Regions from separate parts of the Homo sapiens genome. Here region 2 is linked to region 1. Evidence: chromatin contacts called from ENCODE Hi-C or POLR2A ChIA-PET data. All regions are on one chromosome and are shown on one strand. Each heading gives the region's core, a stretch centred on a gene start or an enhancer-like site at or near the end of the contact. The rest is flanking DNA. Distances are from core to core; before and after follow the strand shown. Region 1 holds the start of SPAG4 (sperm associated antigen 4). Region 2 overlaps VSTM2L (V-set and transmembrane domain containing 2 like).

Evidence for each region. Hi-C counts contacts between places; a loop is a spot of excess contacts on that map. ChIA-PET counts read pairs that join two places held with the same protein, here RNA polymerase II (POLR2A). Pooled maps may share reads with other maps.
Region 2: a map with no recorded cell type shows a loop between it and region 1 (8-fold over the local background). The contact joins the enhancer-like site here to the promoter of SPAG4 in region 1. A Hi-C loop is called at or near these places in 1 of 37 single-sample maps with no recorded cell type and 2 of 50 pooled maps. POLR2A ChIA-PET finds 5 or more read pairs at or near these places in 1 of 52 experiments (activated B cell).

Annotation. Positions count from the first base shown.
Region 1 is chr20:35,614,304-35,617,416 of GRCh38, forward strand. It overlaps SPAG4 (sperm associated antigen 4), which reads left to right and starts at 1,526. Exons shown (of 12, transcript NM_003116.3): 1 at 1,526-2,004; 2 at 2,833-2,937. The coding sequence starts at 1,701. RefSeq lists a silencer at 1,572-2,301 and enhancers at 2,732-3,001, 3,032-3,113.
Region 2 is chr20:37,913,581-37,916,693 of GRCh38, forward strand. All of the region lies in intron 1 of VSTM2L (V-set and transmembrane domain containing 2 like), which reads left to right. LOC124904896 (a long non-coding RNA gene) reads right to left here. Exons shown (of 3, transcript XR_007067576.1): 1 at 2,043-3,113. Among named protein-coding and RNA genes, the nearest start is that of VSTM2L, 12 kb to the left of the region's middle. RefSeq lists enhancers at 633-1,480, 1,481-2,328. Within about 2 kb of position 1,457, at least 4 of the 41 ENCODE cell types and tissues checked have a DNase peak (open chromatin) inside an H3K27ac peak, as active enhancers do.

The DNA.
Region 1 (3,113 bases), core at 276-2,775:
ACAGTAGTGAATGAAAATCTGTGCCCTGATTAAGTTTATGTTCTAGTGGGCATGGCAGGCAATAAGGAAATAAATAAATGGGCCAGGCATGGTGGCTCACATCTGTAATCCCAGCACTTTGGGAGGCAGAAGTGGGTGGATCACTCAAGCTCAGGAGTTGAAGACCAGCCTGGGCAACATAGCGAGACCCCATCTCTACAAAAAATACAAAAATTAGCTGGGTGTGGTGGCGCAAGCCTGTAGTCCCAGCTACTCGGGAGGCTGAGGCGGGAGGATTGCTTGAGGCCGGGAGATGGAGGTTGCAGTGAGCTGAGATCATGCCACTGCACTCCAGCCTGGGCAACAGAGCGAGACTCCATCTCAAAGAAAGAGAGAAATGAAATATATAGCATGTTAGTGACACGTGCTGAGGAGAAAAACAAAACAGGGAAGGGGGATAGAAACTGGTATTTGCTAAGTGCAATTTTAGATGGGGTTTTCTAGGAAGTGCTGTGACGTCATCACTTGCTTTAAAAGAGGCCAGGCGCAGTAGCTGACTCCTGTAATCCCAGCACTTTGGGAGCCCCAGGCAGGCGGATAACCTGAGGTCAGGAGTTCACGACCAGCCTGGCCAACATGGTAAAACCCCGTCTCTACAAAAATACAAAAATTAGCCAGGCATGATGGCGGGTGTCTGTAATCCCAACTACTCGGGAGGCTGAGGCAGGAGAATCGCTTGAACCCGGGAGGCGGAGGTTGCACTGAGCCGAGATTGCACTACTGCCCTCCAGCCTGGGCGACACAGCAGGACTCTGTCTCAAAAAATAAAAATAAAATAAAAATAAAAATGCTGGGCGCAGTGGCTCATGCCTGTAATCCCAGCACTTTAGGAGGCCGGGGCGGGTGGATCACCTGAGATCGGGAGTTCAAGACCAGCCTGACTAACATGGAGAAACCCCGTCTCTACTAAAAATACAAAATTAGCCAGGCATGGTGGTGCATGTCTGTAATCCCAGCCACTCAGGAGGCTGAGGCGGGAGAATCGCTTGAACCCGGGAGGCGGAGGTTGCAGTGGACCAAGATCGCGCCATTGCACTCCAGCCTGGGCAACAGAATGAGACTCCATCTCAAAAAAAAAAAAAAAAGAAAGAAAGAAAGAAAGAAAGAAAGAAAGAAAGAAAGAAAGAAAGAAAGAAAGAAAGAAAGAAAAAAACTGTTATAGACTGAGTGCCATTTTAGATGGGGTTTTCTGGGAAGTGCTGTGACATCATCGCTTGCTGTAAAAGAGGCCGGGCGCGGTGGCTGACGCCTGTACTCCCAGCGCTTTGGGAGGCCGAGGCGGGAGGATCGCTTGAGCCTAGGAGTTCGAAGTTACAATGAGCTATGATCAGGCCACTGCACTCCAGCCTGGGCAATGAGAAAGACCCTGTCTCTTAAACAACAACAAAGTCAGAAGGAGAGGCTGCCATGGCTACGGCTCCAGGTGACGTCACGGCCAGCTCCGTGACGCGCGGCCAGGGCAGCCCGCGGAGACCGAGGCTCCTCTGTGACGTCAGCAGCCGGCCGGGACACAGCGGGAGGGCAGGTGCGGCCGCGGGGCCTGCCGACTTCACGCAGGGTCCGTGGGGTCCCCGCGGCGCGCAGCGGCTGAAGGAGGCCCCAGGGCCTTGGCGACCGCAGCGGCGGCTTTAGCGTCAGTGACTAGGCAGCAGGGGGTCAGGATGCGGCGAAGCTCCCGCCCGGGCTCGGCCTCGTCCTCGCGCAAGCACACGCCCAACTTTTTCAGCGAGAACAGCTCAATGAGCATCACCTCGGAGGACAGCAAAGGGCTCCGGTCAGCGGAGCCCGGGCCTGGGGAGCCCGAGGGCAGAAGAGCCCGGGGCCCGAGCTGCGGTGAGCCCGCCTTGAGCGCGGGAGTGCCCGGAGGAACCACATGGGCAGGAAGCTCTCAGCAGAAGCCAGCGCCTCGGAGCCACAACTGGCAGACAGCCTGTGGCGCGGCAACCGTGAGGGGCGGGGCCTCGGGTGCGGGCGGGGTCGACCCCGGGTGAGCCAGTGGAGGGGGCGGGGCCTAAAGGGCGGTGCTGGGCGGGGACGGGGCTAAGATGATATCTGGGCACCTCCTACAAGGTGGGTCCTGTAGGGTAAAGGGATGGTGCTAAATGAGATCCCTTAAGGGGCGGAGCCTCGGTGTCCTGGACGGTTATGGGAAGGGGCGGGGAAAATCTTGTGGTTGGGTGCCACTGAGGGGGCGCGGCCTCAATGTTAGCGTGAGTGGCTCCCAGGACAATTGGGTTCCACCAAGATCTAAGGCTGGGGGCGGGTCATCCGTTTGGGGGAGGGACCAACTCTTTTTTTTTTTTTTTTGCAACGGAGTTTCGCTCCTGTTGCCCATGCCATGCAATGGCATGATCTCGGCTCACCGCAACCTCCGCCTCCCGGGTTCAAACGATTCTCCCGCCTCAGCCTCCCGAGTAGCTGGGATTACAGGCGTGCGCCACCATGCCCGGCCAATTTTTGTGTTTTTAGTAGAGACGGGGTTTCTCCGTGTTAATCAGGCTGGCCTCGAACTCCCGACCTCAGGTGATCCGCCCGCCTCGGCCTCCCAAATCGCTGGGATTACAGGCGTGAGCCACCGCGCCCGGCCAGGAGACCAACTCTTGACGGAGCCTCCCTGAGGGGCGGGGCTTCAGAGGGCGGAGCTGGAGCCGGGATAGGGCTGCGGTGGGACCAAAGCCTGTGAGAGACTTCCCAGCTGTCTGGCTTGTGGACTGAGCAATCTGCGGCCCGGTCTCGAGGGGAAAATAGGTCTGTGGTCCGCAAGGCCCCAGTGGAGCCCTTGGGTTCCCGCAGAACCGACTGGGTCTCCAGTAGTCTCTGAGGAGCCGCTCGACCTTCTCCCGACCCTGGATCTGAGGCAGGAGATGCCTCCCCCGCGGGTGTTCAAGAGCTTTCTGAGTACGGGCCAGGCCAGCTGCGATCCCCTCTGACCCTCGGGTTCCCCTCTCCGAACTCCAGTTCTCTCTGAGCCCCCGGCCCCCGTTTGAGTATCGAGCCCCTCTCCGAGCCTCAACTCATTCCTAGCCCCCATCCAATTATCCTAGCCGACCCTCTCTTCCTGAGCCCCAGGCCCA
Region 2 (3,113 bases), core at 207-2,706, 2.3 Mb after region 1:
ATAGGCAGGTGGGCCAAGAGAGGGAGGTCTCTAGAGGGAGCTCACTGTGTCCTAGAGCAGTCAGGGGAGACTTCCTGGGGGAGGCAGGTTCCTTCTGGGCCTGTATCCAGGGACTGCTGGGGCTGAGAGGGGACTCCAGAGGCCAGAGTGGAGCTGCGCCTGGCTGCCTGGGTCTGGCAGAGGCCTCGTGGAGAACCATGTGCATGTATTTAGAAAAGCAGGCTGCAGCTGGAACCTCCAAGAATCGGCTCTGGAGTTTGGTCTTACCCCTGGAGAAGGGGGCAGCCCTGGAAGCCTTCTGAGTGGGGAGGGCGCACGGCCAGGTTGGCGTCGGAGTGGGTTGGCCGTGGTGAGTGGAGATGGGGAGCTGAAGCAGGACTTGGGGCTGGATGCGGGCGTGCACGGACAGGAGAGGCTGCTCCCGGGAAGGCGCTGAGTTTGGTGTGAGCCTTGCTGAGTTTGTGGTTCATGGGATGCTGGGGCTGGCCGGTATCCAGGGAGGGTGGGAACGTGGGATCAGAAAAAGAGGGAATTGTGTGTGTGTGTGCGCGCACGAATGTGTGTGTGCGTGTGTGTATGTGTGTGGTGTGTGTGCATATGTGTGTATGTGTGGTGTGTGCATGTATGTGTGTGTATATTGTGTGGTGTGCATGTATATGTCTATGTGTGTGTATATCTGTGTATGTGTGGTGTCTGTGTGTATATGTGTGGGTGTGTGGGTGTGTGCATCTGTGTGTATGTGTGTGGGGTATGGGTGTATGTGTGCATGTGTGTGGGGTGTTTATATATGTGTGTGGGTGTATGTGTGGGTGTGTGTATGTATGTGTGGGTATGTCTGTATATGTGTGTATTGTGTGTATGTGTATGTGTGTGTGTATTGTGTGTATGTGTGTATTTTGTGTGTGTGTATTGTGTGTATGCGTGTGTGTTGTGTGTGTGTGTACACTGGCCTCCTTTCTAGTCCTTGCACACACCAAGTTCCTTCCAGACCTTTTCTCTCCCTGGCTGTTCCCTCTGCCCCTCGTGCTCTCTTCCCGTCTCCCGGCTCCTGGCTCCCCTGTGCTCCACGGACCCCTTAGAGAAGCCAGAAGCACATGACCTGTCAGAGCCGCATCGCACGGCCCGCAGCAGGCATCGGGCTCCCATTCAACACGCCCACCTTGCAGAGGGGAAAACTGAGGCTTAGAGAGGCGTGGTGAGCTGGGGCCCCACACCTAGTTCAAAGCAAGGGTGCAGAGCCCAACCCTATGTTCCCCCAGCCCGGCATTTTAAGGGTGTCTCTTGGGATGGGGGTGGGGTCTTGACTGACCCCTCCTTCCTCAGAGCCCCCAGGCTGGGGCCCGAGGTGGGGAAGGCGGAGAGCTGACGGCGGGGTGTCTGTTTTGCTTTGTGAGGTTTTAAAAAAATCATTTCCGGCGTTGAAGGCGGCGGCAATTAGGGCCTGCTCGCTGGGGAGCTGTTTGCCGCCTGTCGTCGGTCCGGGAAAGGGTCCCTAATGGAGGCCCGGCGGCCAGAGCGCAGGATAGTGGAAATAGTGCTCAAAACAAAGCTTCACTAATGGTCTCCCGGCAGGCAGCGGAGGAGAGGGAGGGGCGGTCGGACAGCGGCTGAGGGCCCCTGGGACAGGGCCCAGATCCACCAGCTCCTCTCTCCATGGCCCTCAGACACCCTCCAGCTAGTGCGGGAAGCCCCGGGCCCCACCCGCGCTGCTGCCTTCTTGCTCTGTGCTCTTGGCCTGTGAAATTCCCTCCCAGGCTCTGGGAACACTAAGCGCCAAGGTCCTGGGGTGGGGCCCAACCCCTTCAGCCATGAATTCTCTGGTTCTAGAATAGCCCTAGGGTTTAATAAGTCCAAGGGGCCCGGAGCCTTGAAGAAGGAGGAGCTTCTTCAAGTAGAGCCAGGCTACGTGAGGAGGTGACAGGAGAGCAGCCTGATCCTGTCCGGGAGCCCACTGTGTGCCTGCGTGATGTCACTGCAGCACCGCTCACAGCACCCATTTTACAGATGAGGAAACCGGGCTAGAAGCTCAGAGATTCACCTACCTTGAGGAGGTGCAGTTGGGTTGAAATCCAGGTCAGCCTGACTCCGGAGCCCACATATTTACTGTTGCTTCCTTGAATTTCGCAGACACGATTGGGCAGGGGTGGCAGGGGCTGGGGCTGGGGCATGTACTAGGTCCTGGGTGGGGGGTCAGGTTTGACCGAGGCCAGGTTCTGGTCAGGGTGGGGCCACCACCACCCTACCCACTGGGCACCCTCAGAGCCTCTGTTCTGGAACATCCCAAGTGCCTGCCTCCATCTGTCCCTGTCCGTTGGTCTCTGCCTCCCCTTTTGCCCCGTCCTTCATGTCCCTGGCCCTCCTGCCTCCACCCTCAGCGCCCCTTACAGCCCTCACTGTTCTTTCTCCTCAGTGGCTCTGAGGCTGCTCCTTTCTGGCGTGCTGGAGCAAATCCATCCCTGTGATTGATGCAGCCTCCTTTGCTTCCCCCACTTCTTCCCTCTTAGCCCCTCCCGGCAGCAGAGGATGGCTATGCGCCTCGGCTTTGGGATCTGACACTAAGGCTCAAATCCTGCCCCGCTCCAGCCTCTCTGAGCCTCGTTATGCATCCGTGCAATGGGCTCACCCCACTAGCTTTGCAGGATGTACTGGGGAGAATGAAAATAAATGGTATCGGTAGAGACGTCGGGACGCCTGTGTGCCTGCTCCCGGCTCCTGGCTCCCTGCCCCCGCCCCTGCCCTATCTCTGGCTCCCTGAACACTCCCGCGCTTGCCTCCCTCCCTCCCACCTGCTCTCACTCCTTGTGGCCCAGACATGTGGGAAGAGGAGGCGGGAATTCCACTGGGGAAACCTGCTCAACTCCCACAATCCTGCAAGTGCCAGAATATTTTAGTTCTCCTTAAATCTCCCTAGATTTGTAATTCTACTGCTGTCTACCTCAATATGTGCTGGTGGCCTTGGGAGGCGCCCTGCTTCCAGCTTGCCGGCTCCAGCACTTCCTGCTCAGCTATGTCGGGGTGTCTGGCAGGGAACCTGGGCAAGTCCCCACCCACTCCGTGCCTCAGTTTCCCCATCTGTAAGAAGAGGACAATGATAGTGGCCACTTCCCAGGTTG